Regions from separate parts of the Homo sapiens genome. Here region 1 is linked to region 2. The links are chromatin contacts, found by Hi-C in ENCODE. All regions are on one chromosome and are shown on one strand. The core of a region is the stretch at or near the end of the contact, and the rest is flanking DNA. Distances in the headings are between cores, read along the strand shown.

Region 1 (7,435 bases), core at 3,767-6,266, 4.9 Mb before region 2:
GCAGAGGCTGAAGGGGCTAAGTGGATTCAGATGGAAAGCAAGCAGTGTGGGGCCGAGAAAACTCTAACAATCAGAGTCTACTGCTATGGAATACAGGGTGGCCAGGGAAGTCCTCCCTAGTTAGGTGACATTTGAGCAGAGAGCCGAAGGAGGTCAGGGAGTGTGCCATGGGGCACCTGGAAGAAGAGTGTTTCAGACACAGGAGCAGCAATTGCAAAGGCCCTAGGGCAGGCGTGTGCTCAGGTGCATGGGGAATGGAGGTGAGTGGCGTGGACAAGGTGACAAGTGGTAGAAGGTGAAATCAAAGGGTAACAGGGCCCACCCAGGTCACATAGGGCCTTGCAGTTCATAGAAGTACAGCTTTTACTGTGAGTGAGACCAGAGAGAAGAGGACTGACACAATGCATCATTCTTTCCATGAATTATCTCATTTAAAAACTGCAACAGGACCAGGCGTGATGGCCCATGCCTGTTGTCCCAGCACTTTGGAAGGCCAAGGTGCGAGGCTCACTTGAAACCAGGAGTTAGAGACCAGACTAAGAAACATAGTAAGACCCTATTTATACAAAAAATAAATAAAGTAAAATAAAGCTCACAACTTTATCATCCAGTATTATTTTCACCATCCTCTGGATCAGGGTTTCTTAGCCTCAGTGTCACTGGCATGTGTGGCTGGATAACTCCTTATTGTTGGGAGTTGTCCCGTGCACTGTAGCATGTTTATAAGAAGCCCTGGCCCCTACCCACTAGATGCCAGCAGCATCCTCTCCCTCCCTGCCCAGTGTGGCAACCCCAAATCTGCTGTCACTGTTGTCGCTACACAATGATAAATTTCGATTTTTAAAATTTTTAAATTTTTCATTTTTGTGGGTACATAGCAGGTATATATATTTACAGGGTACATGAAATGTTTTGATCCAGGCATGCAATGTGAACTAATCACATCATGGAGAATGGGGCATCCATCCCCTCAAACATTTATCCTTTGTGTTACAAACAATCCAATTACACTCTTTTCGTTATTTAAAAATGTACAATAGTGGCCGGGAGAGGTGGCTCACGCCCGTAACCCCGGCACTTTGGGAGGCCAAGGCAGGCGGATCACGTGAGGTCAGGAGTAGGAGACCAGTCTGGCCAACATGGTGAAACCCCATCTCTACGAAAAATACAAAAATTAGCTGGGCGTCGTGGCACATGCCTGTAATCCCAGCTGCTTGGGAGGCTAAGTTAGGAGAATCGCTCGAACCCAGGAGGCGGAGGTTGCAGTGAGCTGAAATCACACCACTGCACTCTAGCCTGGGCCACAGAGCGAGACTACTCTCAAAAAAAAAAAAAAAGTACAATTAAGTTATTATTCATTATAATCCCCCTGTTAGACTATCATATACTAGGTGTTATTCATATTCTATTTTTTTTGTACACTTTAACCATCCCACCTCTCCCCCAACCCTCCACTCCCCTTCCCACCCTCTGGTAACCATCCTTCCACTCTCTATGTCCACGAGTTCCATTGTTTTGATTTTTAAACCCCATAAATAAGTGAGAACATGTGATGTTTGAATGACAAACTTCTGAGGATCAAAACTGCCCCGACTGAAACCTCTGTTCTAGATGAGAAAACCAGGCGTTCAACAGATTAAGTAATCTGTCTCAAATCCACATAGCCTCAAACTGAATTCTGTTCTTTAACTAAAGAAGTCAAGTTCTTAACCACTATGTCATCCTGTCACCTGCTACTAACAGTTAAGATTTCTTAGTCACATTCCTTTTTTTTTTTTTTAGACTGAGTCCCCGTCTGCTGCCCAGGCTGGAATGCAGTGGCACAATCTTGGTTCACTGCAACCTCCACTCACCGGGTTCACGTCATTCTTCTGCCTCAGTCTCCTGAGTAGCTGGGATTACAGGCACCTGCCACTACGCCTGGCTAATTTTTTGTATTTTTAGTAGAGACGGGGTTTCACCATGTTGGCCAGGCTGGTCTCGAACAGTCACATTACTCTTAAGACCTTCGTGATCTTACCCAGAATAGGGCCAAGAAATATACAAAAGTTGCAAGAGCATCTCCACTTCACACAAACAGCAGCTAGCATTTATTAGGCACTTACCATGTGCCAGGAACTATTCTAAGCACTTTACAATGTATTAATTCCATTTAACTCTTCCAGCAACTCCAAGATATTTTATTATTATCCTATTTTACAAATGAAGACACTGAGGCACAGAGAGGCTCTATAACCTGCCCACAGCCATACAGCTTGTAATTGGCAAGACCAAAATTCAAAGCCAGGCTGTCTATATTCCATGGAGGATACAAGTCCTCTGGTGAGCCTTCCTGGCGGGAACTGAATATAGAAAGCAATCCTGAAAACGTACTCCTTGTTGAGAGGGAAAACTGCCTCCCTGAGAGGAAGAAAGGAAAAAATTCTGTCCTACCCCTCTGTTCAGCGAAGTCTACACATGAAGGCCTCACGGGCACTGCCTCTCCAATCCTCAGTCCAGTGGATGGACAACGTAAAATGGTTAAGATTAGAACACAGTTGATAAGAGCTGGAAGAACTCCTAAACTAGACTGGACTGGCAGAGAGGCCCCCTGGAGGAGAGGACACCTAGAGTCTTACAAAGGCACAGAGGCAGACAGTATTGGGAGCCATCAGAGGGGACTATGTACCTCCCAGCAATTGCTGCCTGAGGTAGGCAGAAGAGCCTCCCAAAAGTGTCCATGCCGTAATACCCAGGACTCGTGAATATACTGTATTATATGGCAAAAGGGGCACTTGCAAACATGATTATGGTTACAGACCTCAAGAGGAAGAGTACTCTGGATTATCCAGGTGAGCCCGGCCTAACTCCATGGGCCACGAAGAGCAGAGAATTTTCTCTGGCTGGAGGCGGAGGAGAGAAGCAGCAGGAGAGGAAGGCAGAGAGATTCCAAGTATGAGAAGAATTCAACCCCATTGCTGGCTCTGAGATGTAGGAAGCTGCATGAAAGAACCAGAAAGAAGCCTCCAGCAACTGACAGCCAGCAAGGGAACAAGGACCCCAGTCCTACATAAAAAATTGGATTCTACCAACGAACTGAATGAGCCTGAGAACAGATTCCTTCCCAGAACCTCCAAATAAGAGCCCAGCCGGCAGGCTGTTTGATTTTGGCCTCGTGAGAGAGACCCACAGCGGAGAAACCAGCAGAGCCAATGGGGATTCCTAACCTACAGAACTGAGACAATCAATTTTTTGTACTGACCAATGAATTTGCAGTAATTTGTTACAGTGGCAATACGAAACACATGCTGCTGAATAAAGTTTCAGGTAAGAGTGGCTGAGGCTGAAGTGTCAAGGTCACGGGCAGTAAAAATAAATGCCAGAGATTTAACGAACGCTGAGGACTAGTAGGTTCCCATCCATCCAGTCTCTATGCTCTTTCACAGTTATTTGTCTCAGCATAAATAGCTCTCTTTATGTTGGGGAAAAGGCTTATGGCATGCCTGTATAAACTGGCCATAAAAATATGAGACAATAAGTTGTGGAAAGCCACAAGAGGCCTCTGAGGAGGAAAGCCTTCTTATTGTCATGATGTTCCCATGCTCTGGGCGAGACCTACTGTCTTACCTATAAACACTGTGTTCAAGGAGAAAGACACTCCTTTGAATCACTACAATGTGGTCAGACATGCAGGCTCCTAGTTAAGCACGCTCCCACTGGTTATTCTCCGACAAGTTAAAGATAACGCTGTTTGAGCACAAAGGAGATTCATTTAAACCGCCACTGCTATAGATGACATGTATGATGCACTGTCTCCCTTTCACCCTTTCGCCCCGAACGTCCGCTTCTTAGATCTAAGTGATTGTACTCAATAGTGTGGAGACCAGAGCTCCCAGGCTTTGGCAGCCTCCATTTTGCAATTGGCCCCCTGGCCCCCAATCTTTATGCACTCTTAACCTGTCTCGTCTCATTCCTTCGTCGCCACCGGACTTTGAGTACCCTACGGGTGGTGTTGAGGCTGGTCCCCAACACTTTTACACCTACAGCTTTACCTGCTAAACTCCTAGGTATTACGCAATATCCAGCTAGTCCTTCACTGTCTCTTTGAAGCCTTCCAGACACCACCCCAATCAATTATCCCATCTTCTGTACTAAGGACACACATTTCTATGCGCCCACTCAAAAAACTATGAAACACCTAACAACCTCCCTAGGACATCGCAGAGGAACTAGTACCCTTAGGACTTTTTCATTGACCCGAGGTTCTATGAATGCTTTTTTATCTAATCATATCCGTCCACTATCAAAACACTCTTACCTTGCACGACTATTTCCCTCCTGGGAGTTGTAAGGGGGCAATGTGGGCTAGTTTTCGGGATGACGGTTCTGAGAACCACGTCGAGCTCACGCTGCGCCTCTGGCTGCGATCCCGCCCCGGAGCTGGTGAGGAAGGCCAGCAACTCCGAATTGCCACGGGCGAGACTTTGGGAGAAATCCTCCCAAAGCGAATCCAGATCTGCGGCGGGGAAGTCGCCCTCCCTTCCTTCAGCATGGCCGGGGTGCCCGGAGTCCCTCAGGGGCACTGAGGCGGCTTCCCTCTGTGCCTCCTCTTGCTGGCACTGGCCCTGGGCCTCCTCAAGTTCGCAACATGCCGTGCCCTGCTCGGGTCCTGATAGCGACCTGGGACCCGGGCCCCCTCCGGGGGAACCCTGGCCGGGTCCCGGACCCCGCTCCTTCTGCTCCGAGCCTGCGCTAGTCCCGGGGCCGCGGGCCTCCGCGCAGGGCAGGGCGGCGCTCCAGCGGGCCTCCAGGCGGGCGCCGCAAAGCCGTTTGTTTGCCACCTGCGGCCTCTCCAGCCACACTTCGACCGCAGCCCAGAAGCCCTGTGGGAGAAGCGCGCCTGGGTAGCTGATCCCGGTACGGCCCACCTCAGCCATGGCAGCCAGCAGGTGTACAGCCCTGGCAGCGGCGCGCCGAGATGACGCAGCCCGGTGGCGCGGCGCGTTGACGTCATGGAGGCGGGGTGCTGGGACCGGAAATGAGAATGGCGCCGCTGGAGATCCTTTCCTGCTTTTGGTTTCCCTGGCAGGGGTTGAACTGTGGAGTGTGTGGGTGAGGAATTTGACCTGTGTTTTATTCCCTTTTGAGAGAATTCTGGGCGTGGTATAGTTACAGAATCAAACATCAGCCAGCCAGCGGGTGTGGAACGCATTGTCCTCAGTACTGATTACCGATAAAAGTCAGGGAGCCTAAGTTTGTGAACGTAAAAGATGAGTCCTCTTATGAAAGCTAACTTTTCTCCACTTGGGTTCTGGTTTGCTTTTAGTGCTGGCATTACAGCCAGTGCCTTCCTAAGTCTGAGTGCAGCCATGGCTGTTTCATAAGAATGATGTAACGTTGTCCCATGAGGGATGAAAGTCATCTGTCACCTACTGTAGCAGGACAAGCCACAGACAAAACTCCTCAGACACCGGATTAAAGAAGAAAGAGGTTTATTCGGCCGGGAGCATCGGCAGACTTGCGTCTTAAGAGCTGAGCTCCCCAAAAAAGAAATTCTTGGCCTGTTTAAAGGCTTACGACTTTAAGGGTCCACGTGAAAGGGTCGTGATAAATTGAGCAAGCATGGGAAACGTGACTGGGGGCTACATGAATCAGCTAACAGAACAGAAAGTTTTGCAATGCTTTTTTCATACAATGTCTGGAATTTACAGATAACACAAGTAGTTTAGGTCGGGGGTTGATGTTATTATTATTATTTTTTTTAACTCCTAGGGCCACGTGGTGGTGCCAAGGTTGTCTGGCTATTTATCTGACTTTTGTTTCTTTCTAACTTTTTGCTTTCTCTCTTTTCCTCCTGTCTTATGAACTAGGCAAGGTGGCAGGGAGGAGGGCAGCAGGAGTAGTAGTGGTCTCCTTATCCCTTCCTTTGAGAATTTTCACAAATTAGTGGGAGTTCTCGCTTTTATTTTTACTTTGAGTCTCTTTGGGAGACAGAGTGATAGTGTTTTATGTAATACACTTGCAGTGAGGGTTTTAAATTCTCTTATAGCTGGAAACTATCTTTTAAATAAAGACCTAGGATCAAACCTGTGTTAAACCAGTACAGGCACATGTGCCAACTTTGTCATGTCCTAAGCAGGTTAGTTTTTTTACTGGGTCTTAAAAGCTTTTTTCCTAGCAAGCAACACAGTATTTCTTAATAATAGGAGTTTTTAAGAGCCAAATGCTTGAACTTGGCATCTGCTTGGGGAAAGAGTTAAAGTAATCTTGAGGCATTAAATCTTTTGCTTCTCAAGGCCATTGGTCTCTCATGTTAGCCTTTTTATAAACATAACATGAAGAAACGTCTAGGCTGCTGGCAATGTTTTCAGCCAGCTGAGCAAATAGGTTGTTTGTTTGTTTTGCTAAAGGAGGAGGCTCTTGTAACTTCTGGTTTATGTGTTTAAAGAATGACTTAAAGACTCGGAATTGTTGCTGGGCTGGACGGGTCTGGGTTTCCTGACTAAGTAGTATGTGTACAATGGGGACACCTTATATAGGTGTTTCTTCTAGCATGGTTATGGGGGGTAACAATAACAAAACAATATACAGCATATTTGTATCCAGCAAGGACAAAAGAGGTCCTTACCTGGGAAAAAGATTGAATACAGTGACAGAACAATAGGAAAACAGTATTACAGGAAAACTATTAGTCTTAAGATTTTTAACTACGTTTACTTGCTTGACAAGTCCTCAAGCTTCGGCCATGCGTAGACTATTCAGCTGCCAGTGCGTGACTAGAGCCGGGCTTGTTGTTTCTTCAAGCTTCAGCCGTGTGTAGACTGGTCAGCCTCCGGAGTGACCAGAGCAGGGCTGTCGTCCTCAGCAACAGCTTGGTCTCGTCTCCGAATCAGCCGGGTAGGAAGATCTGTGTCCTGCTGGCTGGTCTACTTGTCCTGAGCTGCCAGTGTTAGCTGACTGTGATGGATCTAAGACACAACACCTGCAACTTTTAACAGCAGTGGGAGTGGAAAAGATTACAGTATAAGGCCCATCCTATATGGGTCCTAGAAAAATTAGATTTTACTTTTTAACTTAAACAGAGTCACTAGATTTAAAGGGGTGTCAGGCTTATAGGCATTTTTATGTATTTAATTATAAACACTTTGTATGGCTATTTCTAAAATCTGCATTTGCTTTCTTAAGGTTAATTCCTTTAGTTCTTGGAGGTCACCTTTAATTTGACCTGTGATTTGGGGGTGGCCGACCGAACAAAATCTTATAGGGTAAATACCTAGTTTGTTTGGTGAGGGTGCAGCTGACTTGAAGGAGGACCATAGGCAAAAGCCTGATTTTATCTTAAATGAATTTCCTGGCAATATTTTTTTCAGTAGCTGCTCGAGTGTCCAGTTCATGCACTCCACTTTTTCTTGAACTTTGCAGCCAATAGGCTGTGTGTAACTTCCATTTTATTTTT
Region 2 (7,832 bases), core at 222-2,721:
CCCATATTGGGAACTTGTGCTTCCAGCTAAGATGCAGTAACAGACTGAATTTACCCTCTTGCCTGAAACAACTCAACAGCTGGAAAAAAAGAAATGAAACGATGGCTCTGAAAATACTAGAAAAGCAGCACAGGACAGAAGCAGATCACCTTGATTCCAGGGACCTGAAATCTTCTCTGGAACAACACAAGATACAATTTAAATGTAAATTAGGGTAGGCCCAGTGGCCCACGCCTGTAATCCCAGCACTTTGGGGGACCAAGACGGGAGGGTTGCTTGAGCCCAGGAGTTGGAGAACAGCCTGGACAACATAGGGAGACCTAATTTCTACCAAAAAATTTCAAAAATTAGCTGGGCGTGGTGACACGCACCTATAGTTCCAGCTACTTGGGAGGCTGAGGCAGGAGGATCGCTTTAGCCCAGGAGGTCGAGGCTGCAGTGAGCCATGATCATGCCACTGCACTCCAGCCTCGATGACAGAGACCCTATCCCCCCACGCAAAAAAAGGAAATGAATTAACATTAATTCCTCTCAAGATGCCCAGGCTCTATTCACCCCCTTTGTCATTGTCCCTCCAGTTGGAAATTCCTCCCTCCCCCCGCAAAATCCCGCCCACCCTTGGAGGCCTTTTCAGATCATTCTTGCCAGATGAGCTCCCCTTGTCCCTTCTCTGAGCCCAAAGGGGCCCAGCTGCTGTCTGTCTCCCTCCTTCCCCTTGTTTCCCGCGCTACCTCCAGGGCACTTCCCAACTCACTGGCCAAGCCCCCAACGAGCGGTCTATGCTAACTTTGGCTCTGTGAATTTCCTAGAGTGTCATGGGTTGGGGAAAAGCGCGCGAAGTCCTGCCTTGCAGCAGGCGCGAGAGCAGGCGCTTGGGACGCGGGTTGGGGCAGGGGCCCCGGGACGTAGGGGGACGTCTGCGCGGCCCTGCGTCCCCGGGACAACCTGGCCTGGGCTTACCCACGGCCAGGCGCTCCGCGGAGGGCAGAAGCGGGCTGGGCCAGGCTCCTCAGCGCCAGGCCCGGGCCGCAGTGCCAACCCCGCAACGGCACTGGACATGCAAGAGTCGGCGTCAGTGCGCGTGAAGCCGGAGCATTATCAGGCTCAGCCAAACGCGGCCCGGTTCTTGGGCTTTCCGCTCTTTCTGTGGGGCAGAGAGGGAAAGAGGCCTCGAGTCGTGCGGGCTCCAGGCTCCGGGCTCTGGGTGAGGCCTGATCCCTGCTCCCACCCGGCCACCCTCATTCTCCAGTTGTATCCCCTGCCAGAGTCTGCAGCCTCGGGCCGCGGCGTGGTTGCCTGGGAAACGCTTGCGCCTGCGCAGGGCTTCCTAGGCGCTGGAGTCCGCCGGCGGCCTCGCCGCTGCCGGCCGCTCACGGAGGAACTACAATTCCCAGGAGACCGCGCGGTGGGTGGGGGCGGGGTAGTGGGCGGGGCATCGGCAGGCTAGGTTTTCTCCGCGCAGCGCCAGTCGCAGAGGAAGATGGCGCCGCGGAGGGTCAGGTCGTTTCTGCGCGGGCTCCCGGCGCTGCTACTGCTGCTGCTCTTCCTCGGGCCCTGGCCCGCTGCGAGCCACGGCGGCAAGTACTCGCGGGAGAAGAACCAGCCCAAGCCGTCCCCGAAACGCGAGTCCGGAGAGGAGTTCCGCATGGAGAAGTTGAACCAGCTGTGGGAGAAGGCCCAGCGAGTGAGCGCGGCCCGCGGTCGGTGGAGCGGGGCCTGGGGGCGGGGGCCGTGGTTGGGGTCGTTGGAGCGGGGCCCAGGGGTCGGAGGCGGAGGGGGGCGCAGCCGGGGCACCTGTGCCCTACGCGCCCTGTCCTTGGCACAGCCTCCCCCAAGTGTCAGGTGGGGCGCCCCGACCCCTTCTGCAGCAGGAAAGGTACCCGTGCCGGCGACGACGCCGTGTGAAGCAGGTGGCGGCCGGCACCCCGAGGGTCAGTGTCGCCCTCCCCAGCCTGGGCGGCCTGCTGACCCGAGCGTAGGGACAGAACCAGGCTAGATCACAGGTCTCCTGCCTCCCGAGCCTTTGCCTGTTCCCTCAACCTTATCTCCCTATGTGGGGAAACAAGAAAAACAAAATGTTGGGTAGAAAGACGTGTCCAGGGACAGAAGGAATCCCAGTAGCAAGCCCGTGCTTGTTCATTTGAGCGAGAAATGAGGAGGTGAGGAGATGGGATCGGTTTAGAGCACATAAAACGCGACCTTGGGAATGCTGAAAGTCAGTCTTAACAGGGCGCTCACCTGACCTCTCCTTCATTTGAGAGATGAGGGTACGGAGGCCCCGAGGGGAAAGGGCACCCCCAAGGTGGCTCGGCCGGTGGGGCCCCCCGGGACAACAGCTTCCTAATTGGTGCGTGACCCTGGGCCAGCTGCTCTCTTCATTAAGATACGGTTGCTTCATTTGTTAGGTGTTCCTGAAAACACCTGAAATGGGTGTTTTCGAACTATGCCGACCATCTGGGCCTCATTATCTCATCTCAAATGCAGGAGTCAGATTAGATCTCTGTCTCAATAGTCCAGTTTTAAGCATTCCTGAGTCTTTGAGAGGGAAAGTAAGTGATTTGCAGAATAAGAAGGAACTTTTGGAACGAAAAGGGAGAGGAGAAACAGGTGGGGGACAGACAGACGACAGACGGTTATAAGACTGCGTGGGGATGGGGATTGACGCCTGGGCATCAGCTCCACAGGCCCTTCCTGAACTGCTCCTGGGACCAGCAGTCAAGCCCCAGGCGTAATGTTCAGCCTGCGGAGGTGGGAGGTGGGAGAACGCTCTGGGCTGGAGCGGCAGGGCGGCTTCTTGGAGGAAGGGATTCTGGAGGGGCTGGGGACACGGCTGGGTTTGGATGTGTTGATGGCCTCCCAGCAGCAGGGAACAGGTGTGACCAGGAGCAGCCGGGATGCAGTGCTGCCTCCCCGTGCCCACTGCACTGGGCATCTGTTGAGTGGGTGGAGTCCCCCCTCCCCATGAGGAATGGGGAGCCCGAAATAGACTCCCTGACCGATTGGAGGTGGCGCTGAGGAAGTGCACTCGGACCCAGGAACCCCAGCGGCTCCCTTTTGGGTGCTGGCCCAAGTCTTCCACCTGCTCTGCAGGGCCGCCCTGGTGCGCTCCACCTTACCTCCAGCCACCTCCAGCTGGTCCTCTGTCTTTGTCAGCCCAGGCCTCCTGCAGCAATACACCTGCCCTCAGGCTGCCCCTGCACTGGTCCAGCTACCCTCGGGCTGCCCCTGCACTGTCCCCCGGTGCTGGGTGCTCGCCTGACCAGTTTCAGTCTTGGGTTGGGTCATGTCTCCTAAACCTCCCTGAGGTTCACTGGGCACCATGGTAGGGCGAGCTGCTCACCTCCACTTTGGACTGAGCCTTGGACTAGATGATCTTTCTGGTCCCTTTAAGTCCTGAAGTTCTAGTTGTGTGGGCAAGTCTTTTTTGCTGAACAGAACGTGAAGTTCTTCGGGGGTGAGGGTGTTTTGGGGGATTTTGTGTGTCTTCCCCCATTCCAGAGAGCCTGGTACTATGGCAGGCAGGCCTGCAGAGCCCATTCGTCCTGATTTTCCTTCCAGATAACGGAAGCTTGGAGGGTGGCGGTGCTGTGAGGGTGTTCTATCCTGGAGCCAAGTGTGCAGGCGTCAGACCCGTCCGGGTCTTTTTGAGGTTCTCAGTGGCGGTAGTGCATCCCGGGTGGTCTTTGTGCTGTGGCTCTTTCTGCCGAGCGTGCCAGGGCCCAGGGTGGTCAGGAGGCAGGAGGAGCCACAGTCAGTTCAAACGTAGGGGGAGAGAATTGTTCGTGCAAATAGTCACTCCAGTCGGCTTCTTACCCCACCTGACTCGCCGCTCTAGGTAGGTATCAGACGGAGACGGGGTCTTGGATCGCCCCCTGGAAGATAATTGAGGTGAGGGCTGCTTTTTCAGAGAAGCACTTCCTGCCCGGCTCTGCAGCCACTGCTCTCAGCCTCCTGCGACCTGCGCTCAGCAGCCAGGACGGTCTTGTCCTTTCTTTGGTTTGCTTCATGAAAACATCGTGTCCCTGTTTTCTGCATGTAAAGCCACATCCTGGCATATAGGATTGCGTAGTGTGTCAGTAGGCATAGGGTGAAGGGAGCGTTTCAGGAAACCTTTGCCTTTGATGGGCTTGGGCTGTGAGACCTGCGTTGAGGTTGCCGCCAAGAAGATGCTGAGACCCGCTTTCATCAGGCGAGACCCGGCCAGGGGGGTGCTGCTTCATCCTCTCCAGCAACTTGAATCTTGACTTTCTGTGACTCTCCCAGTTCCTCTTTCACAGGCGGGCTCCACTGTGTTGCAAGACTCCTGAGCAGAGGCTGTCCCTGGAGCTTTGGAGGTCAGAGGCCATGCAGAGCCCTTGTGCTCACAGACGACTTCTGAGGACTCTGCCTCTTCAGAGCTCTGTGTGTTGTGTTGATGCTGAGGAGTAAGCTCCAGGGTCTGCATGGTCCAGCTGCGGCGCTCAGGGACACACTCGTGTACCTCTTGGCCTGGGCTGCACGGTGCCATGAGCTCGGAGTCCTTGGCCATAGGTCCTTAGTTTTTTTGGTTTTTTGTTTTTTTGTTTTTTTTGAGACAGAGTCTCACTCTGTCGCCGAGGCTGGGGTGCAGTGGCGTGATCTCGGCTCACTGCAACCTCCGCCTCCCAGGTTCAAGCGATTCTCGTGCCTCAGCCTCCTGAGTAGCTGGGATTACAGGCATGCACCACCATGCCTGGCTAATTTTTATATTTTTAGTAGAGACGGGGTTTCACCATGTTGGCCAGGCTGGTCTCGAACTCCTGGGCTCAAGTGATCCTCCCGCCTCTGCCTCCTAAAGTGTTGGGATTACAGGTGTAGTCCCAGGAGGCACCGCACGCAGACAGTCCTTAGTTCTGACGTGAATGGTGACTGCAATGAGAGTGTGTGAAGCATCTTGTTCTCAGAGGTCTGACGAGTGGAAACTGAGGTCTGCAGAGAGGAGCCCTCAGAGCCCCACCCCAGCTCTCAAGCGTCCCCCCTGGCTTGAGAAGGGCCTCTGAGGATGGGCCAGCCAGTGGCCTCCATGGGCACCTAGGACTCGCCAGGCCAATGCATGACCTCACAGCAGCTCAAGGCGGGTACGGCTGTGCCCTTGTCCACGGAGCTCAGGTGGAAGGAGCTGGGGCACAGTGGCTGGGCTGGGACAGTGCATGCCACCTGCCGTGGTGAGACAGGTACAGCGTGCCAGGAAGCCTTGGTCACCGCCACAGCCTGCTCCTCATGGTGGGTGCCTTGCAGTCTGGCGCGGGCACTCAGGTGAGCGCTGGGAGGATGGCACATGCCCTCTGAAGAGGTGGTCCATTGGCGGTCCTGGTGGCATTGGAACCTGCCCAGCCTGAACTGTGCGGTGTGTGCAGGTTGACACCAGTGGTGTAGCTGTGGACCCTGGCCTGGGTTTCCTGGGGCGTTGAGAAGCAGCAGCAGGTTATTGGAAAGTTCCAGAAAGCTCTGCTGGCACGCGGGTGGTGCTGTGTGGGGAAGGGCCACTGCTGAGGTCCCAAGCAGTGCTGGGCCCTTGGGTCTGGTCAGGAGGACACGGTCGGCTCTGCTTGTGTCTGGGGACACAGGACCGGCGTCGTTTGATCAGCTGAGCCGGCTTTCTTGCCTGCATGTATACCCTGGTTGTTGATGATTTGCCTCGCTGCTTCATGTTTGACAGGTTCTTTTCTGCAGTTGGTTTCCACAGGGTACTTCTAACTTGATGCGTTAACATTTAACTTGAGAGAGGTGAAAGAATCCAGACGTGGGGTCTGGGGTCTGCACGTGACCTGCTGGTCTTCCTCTGCACAGAGCTGGGGCTGCTTTTTGTGGTGGTGCTGCCAGGCTGGCCCCTTCTGCGCTGAGCACTGGCAGCCACACATCAGGGGAAAGGGAGCTGGCTTTTGTGAGACATGCGGTGTGAAATTTAGACCCCCTGTTGCCTGAGAGTTGGGGAATCAGAGGGAGAAAATGACTTTCCCCTGTGGGTTGCAGATTTTACAGCCCACAGAGCACCTGCCCTTGATTCTCCCAGCACCCTAGGGAGGCAGACAGGAAGCCAGTGAGGACTGCAAGTTACAGGGGTTGGTGCCTGGCTGTGAGCCTGCCAGGATGGGCCCAGGACTTCAGCAGCCCTGGGTCTTCAGCTCCGCTTTCCAGCAGGCAGCCCATGGGCAGTCATGGGACACCTGCATCCTCTCCCCTGCAGCCAAAGAGGGCAGACCCGGGGCCCCTCAAGGCCAGCACACACTTGAGAGCATGGGCCTGAATTGCCTGCCCCAGGGTGCTGCTTCTGGCTCAGACCATCACTGTGGGCCTCGCATCTCAGACCCTCCCGGGCAGTGCAGCACGGTAAGTAAGGCGCCTACAGGGTAGCAGCAGCCACGGGGAAGTAGAGATGGAAGCAGACCTGTTCCTCCAGGAGTTTGGGTCACAAACAAGATAGGCAGGTGTGGGCTCCCCCTCCTCCTGAGGCACCGACTGCCCCTCCTGAGAGTTCAGCGTCACTCAGGTGCCTCATTGTCCTGGGTCCTCCTGCTGGGAATGCTCAGATCAGACCTCAGGTCTCCTAGGGCCTTCCAGTGGACGCCGCAGGCAAGTGTCCAGGGCACAGAGGGGCACGGGGTGGAGCTCTGGGGAGAAGGGGCTGGGTGGATGGGGCTGGCTGGGTGGATGGGGCTGGCTGGGGAAGAGGCACACAGGTAGGGGTGTGTCGAAGGCTGCCAGGGAAAGGGTTTTCAGGTTGGGACAATCCTGGAAAGCAGCCCCTGCAGAGATGGGGGCGCAGAGCATCTACCAGGAGGGCCCAGACAAAAGACTGTCCTGGGACCACCCACTAAGGGTTAGAGAACCTTCTAGAGAATTAGAAGCTTTCCTCTGCCCTAGGCCCTGCCATTCATTTTGTGCCTACCGTTTGCTATCTTTTTACCATTGGGGATCTTGGCTCAGTAATCTGAATTCATCCCTAACTAAATTTTAAACTCCTGGAGGGTGGGGCCTGTGTGGCTAGGGCAGCCACAGAGTCAGGCTGGGCTTCTGAGAGAAGAGAGGGCGGAGCTGACAGCCCCAGCACCCAGCTGGAGACAGGGCCTGTGGTCAGGGGTCTCCTTCCTCCCAGGCCCAACACAGACTGAGCTGCAGGGAGCAGGATGGGCTCAGTCTAGATACAGGCAGAGTGAGGCGAGGAGGTTCCGGAGTGTGGGGTGTGCCAAACACACAGAATTGGCTTCGTGCGAGTCTTGAAAGAAACGTGTGCCCCTGCGCGGCGCGGACCTGAGGGCTGGGCCTCCTGAGGTCTCGGGCTGCAAGGCAGTGTGGGCCACAAGGCGGCGCGGGCTGCGGGACACTGGGAAGGCAGCCGGCTCTTGACGCTTCGTGGGGATGTTCACTGTTTTACGTAAACTTTATTGAAATATAACACACATACTTTGGATACTAGCTTGTGTTGTATTTATGTTAGAAAATAGCTAATGAAATATAGATAAAAGATTAATATTTCAAACGTCTAAGGGAAAACAGACTCCATATTTAAACACACATGATCAGAGACAGGCGTTAGGTGATGGGCACCTGGAGCTCAGAGGCAGGAGCTGGGGTTCCCTCCTAGAGCCACGGGCAGCTCATGAGGACCAGCCCCGGGGGAATGTGAGAATGCAGGTGCTCAGGGAAGGGGACCCTCCTGAGAGCCGAGAGATTTGGGGATCTGCACTGCACAGTGCCGAGCACTTCCTTTGCTGCAGGACTCCACAGAGGCTTTAATGCGCTGGCGTCACTACAGGCATGCGGTGCAGCCTCCCCAGTTAGCCAGGGACAGCACCCTGTCTCCGTGAACCCTG

The links. Hi-C counts contacts between places; a loop is a spot of excess contacts on that map. Pooled maps may share reads with other maps.
Region 1: a loop to region 2 is called in a map of CD8-positive, alpha-beta T cell, with 13 times the contacts of the local background. The contact joins the promoter of ACOX3 here to the promoter of LRPAP1 in region 2. A Hi-C loop is called at or near these places in 2 of 168 maps with a recorded cell type or tissue (CD8-positive, alpha-beta T cell and naive thymus-derived CD4-positive, alpha-beta T cell) and 9 of 50 pooled maps.

What each region holds. Positions count from the first base shown.
Region 1 is chr4:8,438,304-8,445,738 of GRCh38, reverse strand. ACOX3 (acyl-CoA oxidase 3, pristanoyl) reads left to right here and starts at 5,016. Exons shown (of 18, transcript NM_003501.3): 1 at 5,016-5,091. TRMT44 (tRNA methyltransferase 44 homolog) reads right to left here and starts at 4,962. Exons shown (of 11, transcript NM_152544.3): 1 at 4,298-4,962. The coding sequence starts at 4,916. RefSeq lists silencers at 4,549-4,608, 4,659-4,868 and enhancers at 4,337-5,070, 4,889-5,128.
Region 2 is chr4:3,526,061-3,533,892 of GRCh38, reverse strand. LRPAP1 (LDL receptor related protein associated protein 1) reads left to right here and starts at 1,471. Exons shown (of 8, transcript NM_002337.4): 1 at 1,471-1,684. The coding sequence starts at 1,481. RefSeq lists silencers at 1,232-1,291, 1,732-1,981 and enhancers at 1,482-1,691, 4,849-5,738, 5,739-6,629.